3 separate regions of the Homo sapiens genome follow, and regions 1 and 2 are each linked to region 3. Evidence: chromatin contacts called from ENCODE Hi-C or POLR2A ChIA-PET data. All regions are on one chromosome and are shown on one strand. The core of a region is the stretch at or near the end of the contact, and the rest is flanking DNA. Distances in the headings are between cores, read along the strand shown.

Region 1 (3,574 bases), core at 1,036-3,535, 420 kb after region 3:
CCACCATCCAGAACAATTAATTTTGTTCCTGAAAGATTTTTAGCAATAATCAAGGGAAAAGAGTTAAACTAAATAAAAAGAAACCAAGATAAGAAAGCTCACAAAAATTTTAACCCAGGAGTGCAGGTTAAATATTTAACTAGGCGTGCAAACCAAACCAAAAATAAATTAACCAGAAAAGACATGCCTCACAGGCAGAATGTCAATTCTGTAGACTCCAGAGTACTCAGTCTAGAAGGATATACATTCTTATACAAGAAATAAGTTACCATAAAAGACAAAAAGTCTTTTATCATCTCAGGAGGGATGGATGGTTTGCCATTAAGATGGGCTTGTTCAAATCAGATCCCAAACAAAGTTAAGAGGTTCTACCAAAAAGAGGGAGGCCTGGCCTGAGAGTAGACTCAGCGCAGAAAAGGCTAGCCATGGAAGCAGAGAGCTCAAAGGGCTCAATTGACTACTGCACTCCAATTCCAAGAATTGCCATCGTCTTCCAATAGTGATCTTTTTCAGGTCCCATTTCTGACACCATGTCAATTTAAATAACACATAGAGAGAGGCGCTCCAAAAGAAAATGATATTTACTTGGGACTAGAGCACTGCAATGAGAATACACATGCCATAGTATGTATGTATTCAGAGAAGTAAAGCAAGACAAAGGTTTTTTTGTTTTGTTTTGTTTTTAATGAAGAGGATTGCATAACTGTTTTGAAATAATTATTCTTGGCTACAGAGATCAATAACAAGGGTGACATCAGTCTGAAATTGGACAAGGAGTTACTAGGCAGATGTCCTTGCAGAAGTTTTTTTTTGTGTAAGTTTGCAATGGAGGTTGGTTTTTGCAGAGCCTTTTGTGATAGTTTTTGTTATCAGGCATATAAACATGAAAATCCTCTCTTCACAGCCATCCCTGGCTCTATTTATCAGGGTTTTATTTTTAACATTAGGTACTCCATTTTTCTTCCTGATAACTTTCACAGCACGATTAGATGCAAATGATATATTCAGATGTTTTCGTGGGGCCAGAACAAAGCACTGTGCATTGTTCAGTTCAACTCTTGTGTTCACCTTCTTTTTTTTCCCATTTAATTCTGGAAATGTACAAAAATTTTACTCTAATGAGCTCCTGGAGTGCAAGGTATCTGTTCATAGAGGGTGTAGCCCCTTTAGGATGCCCTGCAACATTCCCATTCCTCATTCCTAGGAAATCTGGTCTCAGTAATTACCTTGGATTTTGAATTCTAGTTGAGTGGTATAAACATAAGAAATACCTCAAAATTTTACTCGAAGACCTTGCTGGAAATTATTCTATTACCAGCTAAATTTACCTTTAGCCCTTTCAGTGGAAGGGAAAATAATGGAAATATTCTTTTTTTTTTGAGACAGAATTTTCCTCATTGCCCAGGTTAGAGTGCAATGGTGCAATCTCTGCTCACTGCAACCTCCACCTCCCGGGTTCAATCAATTCTCCTGCCTCAGCCTCCCGAGTAGCTGCGATTACAGATGTGTGTCACCATGCCTGGCTAATTTTGTATTTTTAGTAGACAGGGTTTCTCTATGTTGGTCAGGCTGTTCTCAAACTCCTGACCTCAGGTGATCCGTCCTCCTCAGCCTCCTAAAGTGCTGGGATTACTGGTGTGAGCCACCGTGCCTGGCCCTGGAAAGATTCTTAATAGACACAGAGTGCCGATACTGCTTCCTCTTAAAGAGAAGTGGCTTAATTGGCTCTGGTCTATTTTAGTGGTAAGGTAGTATTAGGGGATTATAAGAAGTAAAAATCTACTTATCCTAAATAGCTTTTAGAAATTCAGGACTACCAGCTTTTTGTTCCTTAAATGTATAAAATAACTCCTCTGTGAGGTACTCCCAGTTATTTCTCAAGTCTTGGACTGAATTGGGTTACAGAATGGCACAGTTATGTAAATTATAGCTCACTGTTTATCTCTTCTCATATACCTTTACTTAGGTTTCAGTACGTGCCAAATAAGAAGAGAGAATTAGTCTAGTATTTCTTCTAATTCTTTGGTCCGTACTTATGTTTTCTATGTTATGCGAGTCTGTGTGAAGAGAGTCCACCAACAGGCTTTGTGTGAGCAACAAGTCTGTTTATTTCACTTGGGTGTAAGTGGGCAGAGTCCGAAAAGAGAGTCAGTGTAAATATTGACACACAGTCCTTTTGCAAGGGTGAGGGCTCGAGTTAAGGCAATGAGTTTGGCTTGCTGAGAGGTAGTGGAGTGGGGCAGAGCGGTAGCCTCAACGATAGATGTGGAAGATACTATAGCATAGCCTGCCTTTGCTGGTGTGTGGCAATTAGGCCTGGTGGAATTGCCATCAATAAACCAAGTGTGATCAGGGTGAGGAACAGGAAAGAAGGAAATATGGGGAAATGGGGTGAATGCCAGGTGGATCAGAGAGATACAGTCATGGGGGTCAGGTGTGGTATCCGGAATAATGTGGGAGGCTGGATAGAAGTCCGGGCCAGGAACATGGTAATTGTGGGAGACTCAACAAAGAGTGAGTACAGCTGAAGAAGTGGGGTGGTGGCGCAGAAAGTATATGCATCAGGTGTGAGGAAGAAAATAGATTTTGAAAGTTATGAGAACTGTAGAGAGTGAGTTGAGCATAGTTTGTGATTTTGAGGGCCTCTAAAAGTATTAGAGCAGTAGCAGCTGCCGCATGCAGACATGAGGGCCGGCCTAAAACAGAAAGGTCAAGTTGTTTGGACTAAAAGGCTACAGGGGGCAGTCCCGGTGCTTCTGTAAGAATTCTGACCACATACTCTAGAGAACATGACTCTCTAGATGAACTTGAACTTGAATACAGGGCTTCTCTTCTCCCATTTCTAGTCAGAGGGCTATCCTCCCAGGAGGGGCAAGATGTCAGTATTTCTCATCCTTCCCCCTACCTGTTTCTCAGGCTAAGCACCAGGCAAGTGTGACCAAGAGGTGGGGACTGTCTTCTACCCTGCTTCAACCCATGGGATAGAAGCTCTCTACATTGCGCACATAGCCACCAAGAATATTGAGGCCCCAATTACACTTGCCCAGGTTGTAAGGTGGTGGTTCCATGCTGGGAGAAGCAAGATAAGAAGACCCAATTACACTGTCCTTCCATTCCAGTGAATGCTCAACTCCTGGAATAGGTGTGTCATGTGGAGAGATTTGTGCCTTTTTTTTTTTTCTTGGGATGGAGTTTCGCTGTTGTTTTCAGGATGGAGTGCAACTCCCAGGTTCAAGTGATTCTCCTGTCTCAGCCTCCTGAGTAGCTGGGAGTACAGGCTTGCACCACTAAGTTTGTATTTGCCCGGCTAAATTTGTATTTTTAGTAGAGATGGGGTTTCTCCATGTTGGTCAGGCTGGTCTCGACCTCCCGACCTCAGGTGATCCACCCGACTTGGCCTCCCAAAGTGCTGGGATTACAGGCATGAGCCACCATGCCTGGCCTATGTGCCTTTTTAAAAATCATCCCAAACTCCACAGCCATGGCTTGGAGATTTTGCCTGAGGGGAGAAGCAGGCCATAACACACCTAGCTCCTACTTTCTTCCCAGGGGACATGACTTTTTTGCAAAAGTG
Region 2 (3,329 bases), core at 211-2,710, 330 kb after region 3:
CAGGAGAATGGCGTGAACCCGGGAGGCGGAGCTTGCAGTGAGCCGAGATCGCCCCACTGCACTCCAGCCTGGGCGACAAGGCAAGACTCCATCTCAAAACAAAAAAAAATTTTTTTTATTTAACATATATTTGTCAAATTAAATAAAAAGTAGTATGTTAAGAAAAAACAAAGATATTTCAAATACAGAGTCTACAGTGAAGTTGTGGAGACTGAACAAGGAATATATTTTTTAAAACAACCAGGGTGGGCCTGGTGGCTTATGCCTGTAATTCCGACACTTTGGGTGGCTGAGGTGGGTGGATTGCTTGAGCTCAAGAATTTTGGCAATATAGAAAGACCGCGTATCTATAAAAAATCAAAATAAATTTTAAAAAAGAAAAAAGCCAGGCGCGGTGGCTCAGGCCTGTAATCCCAACACTTTGGGGGGCCAAAGCGGGCAGATCACGAGGTCAGGAGTTCGAGACCAGCCTGGCCAACATGGTGAAACCCCGTCTCTACTAAAGATACAAAAAATTAGCGGAGCGTGGTGGTGCGCACCTGTAATCCCAGGTACTCGGGAGACTGAGGCAGAATTGCTTGTACCCGATAGGCAGAGGTTGCAGTGAGCCAAGACTACACCATTGCACTCCAGCCTGGGCCACAGGGCGAGACTCCGTCTCAAAAAGGAAGAAAGAAAGAACGAATGTAAAGAAAGACTGAAAGAGAAAGAAAGAAAGGAGAGAGGGAGGGAAGAAAGAAAAGAAAGGAAGGAAGGAAGGATGGAAGGAAGGAAGGAAAGAAAGAAAGAAAAAAGAAAGAAAGGAAGAAAGAAAGAAGAAAGAAAGAAAGAAAGAAAGAAAGAAAGAAAGAAAGAAAGAAAGAAAGAAAGAAAAAGGAAGGAAGGAGAGAGGGAGGGAAGAAAGGAAGGAAGGAAGGAAAAAGAAAGAGAAAGAAAGAAGGGAGGGAGGGAGGGAAGAAAGAAAGGGAAGGAAGAAAGGAAGGAGAGAAAGAAAGAAAGAGAAAGAAAAAGAGAGAGAAAGAAAGAAATAAATAAAAAAAGAAAGAGGGAGGGAGAGGGGGAGGGAAGAAAGAAAAGAAAGGAAGGAAGGAGAGAAAGAAAGAAAGAGAAAGAAAAAGAAAGAAAGAAAGAAAGAAAGAAAGAAAGAAAGAAAGAAAGAAAGAAAGAAAGAAGAGAGAGAAAGAAAGAAAGAAAAGAAAAAGAACCACAACCCACTAAAAATCCCTGGGTTTTGTGCTTGGAGCCAAAGAAGTAGCCTTCAATGCAAGCGCCACTGAAGGGAAATCCTGGTGGGCTGGGGATCTGGGGGCGGGCCTCAAGTGAGAAGTAGAACCTACTCTGACTGTGAAGCCTGAGCAAGAGTCAGACACAACGACAAACCAACCACTTCCACCTACACAGGGTTCCTAAATAGTCACCACCCCCACTCTTTTCAGTTGGATGATGAGTCAACTAAAACTCTCATCAAAGCTGCCAGGCTTTTTGCCCCCTGCTGTTTTTAGACCCAAGACGAAATCCTCAAGGTACTGAAGGAGATCAGAATCTGCCACCCCCAAATATGCCACTTCCGCATAAAGATGATTTTGAGCTGATGGCAATTAGGAAGCAGCACATGAAGGAAGAACTCCGTGTCCTCCCACTTTCTGCCTAAAAGCAGGGCATAAAATCCTCCTTCTAAAGGTGTTTTCCTTTTCTATATCAGAGAGAGGAAAATGACTCTTATTTGCATAACAAGGCTTACTAAACGACACTTATCTACTATACATTTCCTGGTCACCTTCCTGCCATTTACCACTTTTAGAAGGCCAAACTCTTTTTCCTCTGTCTGGTCACTTCTCCACCAGTTATTGCTTTTCATTAAAATGGTATATAAGCCCTTGGGTCTAACTACCTCTTTGGGTTTCCACTTTATTTCTGTAAAGTCCCCGTGCACATACAAATGTTAACATTAATAAATGCTATGATTTGAATATTTGTCCCCTCCAAAACTCATGTTGAAATTTAATTTTCAGGCCAGGTGTGGTGGCTCACACCTGTAATCCCAGCACTTTGGGAGGCTGAGGCAGGTGGATCACCTGAGGTCAGGGGTTCAATACCAGCCTGGCCAACATGGTGAAACCCCATCTCTAGTAAAAATACAAAAATTAGCCAGGCATGGTGGTGCACACCTATAATCCCAGCTACTCTGGAGGCTGAGGCAGGAGAATAGCTTGAACCGAGGAGGCAGAGATTGCATGAGCCAAGACCACGCCACTGCACTCCAGCCTGGACGACAGAGGGAGACTCCATCTCAAAAAAATTTAAAAAAGAAAAGAAATTTAATTTTCAACGTGGTAATACTGACAGGTGGGACCTTTAAGAGGTGAATAATGAATTAGTGGGATAGTGTGGTAATGGGACTGGTAGCTTTATAAGAAGAGGAGGATCTGAGCTAGCATGCCCAGCCCCATCACCATGCAATGCCCTACACTGCCTTGTCACTCTGTAGAGAGTCTCCACCAGCAAGAAGGCCCTCACCAAGTGCAGCCCTCTGACCTTGGACTTCTCAGCTTCCATAACTGTAAGAAATATTTTTTGTTGGCGGAGCACGGTGGCTTACGGCTGTAATCCCAGCACTTTGGGAGGCTGAGGCGGGTGGATCACGAGGTCAGGAGTTGGAGACCAGCCTGGCCAATATGGTGAAACTCCATCTCTACTAAAATACAAAAATTAGCTGGGCATGGTGGCACGCACCTGTAGTCCCAGGTGCTTGGGAGGCTGAGGCAGGAGAATTGCTTGAACCCGGGAGGTGGAGGTTGCAGTGAGCCAAGATCGCGCCACCACACTCCAGCCTGGGCAACAAGAGTGAAACTCTGTCTCAAAAACAAAAACAAAAAATAAATATTTTTTGTCTATATATTATCCAGTTTCCAGTGTTCTGCTCTAAGCAACAGAAAACAAAGAGAATAAAGTAACGTATGCCTTTGCTACTGTTAATGTCTTTTGTGAGTTTAATTTGCAGGCCCCAGTTACTAAACCTAAGAGGAAAGGTTTTGTTTCATTTTGTTTTGTTTTTCTCCCTTGCAGCCTAACAAAAAACAAAACAAAACAAAACAAAACAAAAATAAACTTCTCCAATAAAATAGTATGCTTGAAGAAGGAGTTACTTACTGTTTTTGGCCAGTGTTGACTAAAGGGTTAACTCAGCATCTACCCCTTCCAAGGAGTCTGTGTGGGAGGAGAGAGGAGAGGACTGATTACATTCTTTCTCCACACAAGCTTTCACCTATCCTCCTCCTGAAAATAACTCTTTATCTAGAACTTAAGTGGGATAGGGTCTAATGGAATTT
Region 3 (3,484 bases), core at 816-3,315:
CTATGAGTGTCCTTTTTTTTCTTTTTTGGTTTTGTAGACATTTTTCCTGGCCAGACTCCAGATATTTTCCCAAGCAGAGCTCCCTTCCCCAGCACTGTAGGCCCTGGACCTAGAGGCTAAACTGGTCCTCTGAGCTCATGGCAGTCAGCCAGGCACTCCCAAAGAGGGTATCAACCATAGTGAGTTCTCAGGGATTCCTAGACATTCGACAGGACTCCCTCTAACCAAAACAATAATGTGGAGGCTCCAGGTCTTCCGCTATCACTTACAAACCCAAGAAATTCTTACTGATTAAACTCAAATTCTGAAAATTTATGAACTTTTGGCTCCTTAGAGAAATTTACTCATAACCAGTGCTAAAAGCCTTCATTGTTGGCCTTGGTTGAATCCATTCTTTTCCTTCAGTGGGTGAAATCAGGTTTCATAAGTCCAAGTGATTTTATAAACCTTTGTTTTCCAACAATAAATAAGATTTGGAAGCTGATCTGGAGTTACATTTCTAGTAAGCTTTTCTGTCACTCCACAATATCTAAGATACTCATGCCCCACCAAGGTGTTTATAACTAGATCCCAGATTCCTTCTTTAAAGGTATCCTATCAGCAACTGTTAGGTGGACTGTGCTTTATCAATTGACTTTTTTTTTTCCAGAAAAACTAAGTCTTATCAGAGTGCATCAACTCAAAAATAACTATAGGTAGTCTGTTGACAGTCACAAAATTCCCTCTTTAGCCTATCAGAAAATGCTGAAGTGACAAAGAACTTGTAAATTCTACTATCTTAATGTGGCCTCTAGCGACATCACATAATCAGTGTGGTTTGTTTAAAGAATTCATTCCTGACCTTGGTTTGCTTTGTATCTTTTTTAAAACCACTGAGTACACATTGAATTTATAGTGGTAAGCTTAAGGCGTCAGACAGCATGAGATGGAATTCCAAATCTACCGTTTTGTAACTGTGAGAACTTGAGCAAGTTATTAAACCTCCATTACTTCATCTGTAAAATGGTACTAGTAATACTTAATTGCATTGTTCTCAGGATTAAACAGACTAATGAGTATAAAGCTTTTGGTGAGCAATCAATAAATGTTAGCTTTGAGTATTACTATAATTATTATCCATCATTTTCTCATTATTTACTGTACCACCATTCAAGCCACCACACCTAGAACCTGGAATGCTCAGTAGCTTCCTCACCTCCCTGCTTGTTCTACTCTTGCCTATCCTAAACCCTTCCCATCTACTTCCCAAAGCTAAGGGGTCCTTTCAGAAGGGAAAAGCAATCAGTTCAATCCCCTTCCCACATAAAACAGAAATGCCCCCCGGCTACCCTTAGCACAAACCTGAAAGGCCCTGCATGGCCAGACTCTCGCTTACCCTCTCTAGCCTGTTTCCACCTCTCTTCCCCATTCCCTCTAAGTCTCAGCCATACTCGTCAGTCTTCCGCATACAACCCATACTGCACATCCTCCACCAGACCCTTCCCCCAGCCTGCAGAGCTCTGTCCCCAACCCACGCCCTTCAGATCCCAGCCCCAAAGCTACCTCTTCAACGAGATCCCACTCAGGTCTTTTCTCATATTCCTTCCCTGCAAAGCACTTAGCTGAATAAACCCATGGCCTATTTAATAAGGGATAATTTCCTAATATCTGCTTTCTCACACGATTTTCAGTTTGCGGGAGGGTACGGCTGCCAGTTTTGCTCATCGCATTCCCCATAACCTAGTTCAGCCAAGACCTAGTGGAGGAGGCAGTAAATATTAAATTAACGAAAGAATGGATGCATGCAGAGCGGTTAAAATGGCTCGGACTCCGCAGCCTCAAAAAGTTGGCTCCCGCACCTGAGGCCTCTTATTAAATGGTTCCCAAACATGCGGGGTCACTTTTCCGTATTTTGTTTTTTAGTTTGGCCTTGGTTTGTGTGTCACTCTTCACGAGTAAAGGTTCAGGCGCGGCCACCCTTGAGAGCGTAGACGGGACACCACCTGAGATAGAACGCCCAGCGGCAGTGCTGCCGGCGTGGGGCGGAAGTGCGGGGCCTGGGGCCGGCGCCTGGTGGGTGCGGGCGGAAGTGCCCGGCGCAGGGCGGAAGCAGAGGCGTTGGCGGCGTGAGGCTCAGGTGGGTTCCCTTAGTCCCGCGCCGAGGGTGAGCGCTCGCGGGTCTCCGCCTCTGAGCTGACGCGCAGGCTGGCGGGGGTTCGCTGTGCCGCGTGCTGCCCATTTGGATAGTCGTTATACGGAATTTAATTAAACCGGGAGCCATAAATCCATGAACTACTTGGGGGAGATTATAAACGCGTGTGTGTGTGTCTGTGATAGCGCTCTGGGAAGTAAATAAATGACGGGCGGGAAAAGGAAGCTTTTTTTTTTTTTAAGAGAAAGCAGAAAACATCTCGAGAAAGCAGAAAACATCTCAACTTCATACTCCTCCAGTGATTCGCCGATGCCCCGTCCCGGGTTTAATTGAATTCTATGAAGTGGTAGTGTAATCACACTTGGGAGCCCGCTGAGCTGACTGCCTTTTTAAATAAATATTTTTGAGCAGCCATGTTGACCTTTAATTGGGGTGAAAAGGTTGAAAGGTGCAGCAGGGAACATTGTGAGTGCCGGGGCTCTCTGGATGAGCTGTCTGGATCTCCTCTCAGCCTTATTGGGCAAAAGCAGCCCTCTGGGTACTGAACAATGAGAGAATAAATCAGAAACTGTACATTCTCAACAGATATTCACTTCTGACAAATAGCAGCTCATACAGTTTTTTAATAAGTCCAAGGGTAGAAAAGTCCCCACTAAAATGTCATTGTGAGTTAGGCTTGTGACTGTTTCTAAGGCTGTCTTTCACAGGGAATGTTTTGCTTGGGTGATCTTTATTCTTGTTTATTAATAAATAGTGTATATGTGGTACTTTATATTTTAGTGCCCTTAAAAAAAAAATCCATAGTATGGCCTTAGCTTGACCCCAAGATTCTCAATTCCTCAAGGACAGAGATGGTGTCTAAGATCTGTTATATCCCAATACTTTCTAGCGCATTTCCCAGAATTAGTATACATTGTCTTGTTTAAGCAGCCACTAGAGCTATGCCTTGGTGCACAATGCTGAACAAGTTGAGGTGTCTATTAGAGGTCGCAGTCTTCTCATTTGGTCATATTCTGAGGACTAGCTTATAAAAATGCATGTGAAGCTCTCTACCAATATTTGGAGCTGTATACATTGGGGTGCATTATAGGTAATTAGAAAGATTTAAAACACGGGGAAAAAAGATACACCCTGGAAATATTGGATAATTATGATAATACTGGGGCAAAGCAGAACTAATCATGGTTCTGTGTGAAATATCGTAGCCCAATAACCTGCGTCCTGCTCTGCTGAGGAATTGCCTGGAACCAGAAAGACCCTGTTGTGAAAATTAAGATTGGTGGGGCTGGTGCTTTAAACAGGCAGGATCCTCAGATTGTCTTTCTTCCCTCCTGCTCTGGCAGCAGTAGCCAC

Evidence for each region. Hi-C counts contacts between places; a loop is a spot of excess contacts on that map. ChIA-PET counts read pairs that join two places held with the same protein, here RNA polymerase II (POLR2A). Pooled maps may share reads with other maps.
Region 1: a map with no recorded cell type shows a loop between it and region 3 (2.6-fold over the local background). The contact joins the enhancer-like site here to the promoter of C5orf63 in region 3. A Hi-C loop is called at or near these places in 3 of 37 single-sample maps with no recorded cell type and 5 of 50 pooled maps. POLR2A ChIA-PET finds 5 or more read pairs at or near these places in 4 of 52 experiments (activated CD4-positive, alpha-beta T cell, activated T-cell, activated naive CD4-positive, alpha-beta T cell and 1 more).
Region 2: a pooled map shows a loop between it and region 3 (4-fold over the local background). The contact joins the enhancer-like site here to the promoter of C5orf63 in region 3. A Hi-C loop is called at or near these places in 5 of 50 pooled maps. POLR2A ChIA-PET finds 5 or more read pairs at or near these places in 2 of 52 experiments (HEK293T and K562).

The regions. Positions count from the first base shown.
Region 1 is chr5:126,647,827-126,651,400 of GRCh38, reverse strand. No RefSeq gene overlaps it. Among named protein-coding and RNA genes, the nearest start is that of SPMIP10, 18 kb to the right of the region's middle. Within about 2 kb of position 2,285, at least 2 of the 41 ENCODE cell types and tissues checked have a DNase peak (open chromatin) inside an H3K27ac peak, as active enhancers do.
Region 2 is chr5:126,746,367-126,749,695 of GRCh38, reverse strand. No RefSeq gene overlaps it. Among named protein-coding and RNA genes, the nearest start is that of LMNB1-DT, 28 kb to the left of the region's middle. RefSeq lists enhancers at 1-408, 1,541-1,590. Within about 2 kb of position 1,460, at least 9 of the 41 ENCODE cell types and tissues checked have a DNase peak (open chromatin) inside an H3K27ac peak, as active enhancers do.
Region 3 is chr5:127,072,083-127,075,566 of GRCh38, reverse strand. C5orf63 (chromosome 5 open reading frame 63) reads left to right here and starts at 2,065. Exons shown (of 5, transcript NM_001164478.2): 1 at 2,065-2,116. RefSeq lists a silencer at 1,989-2,208.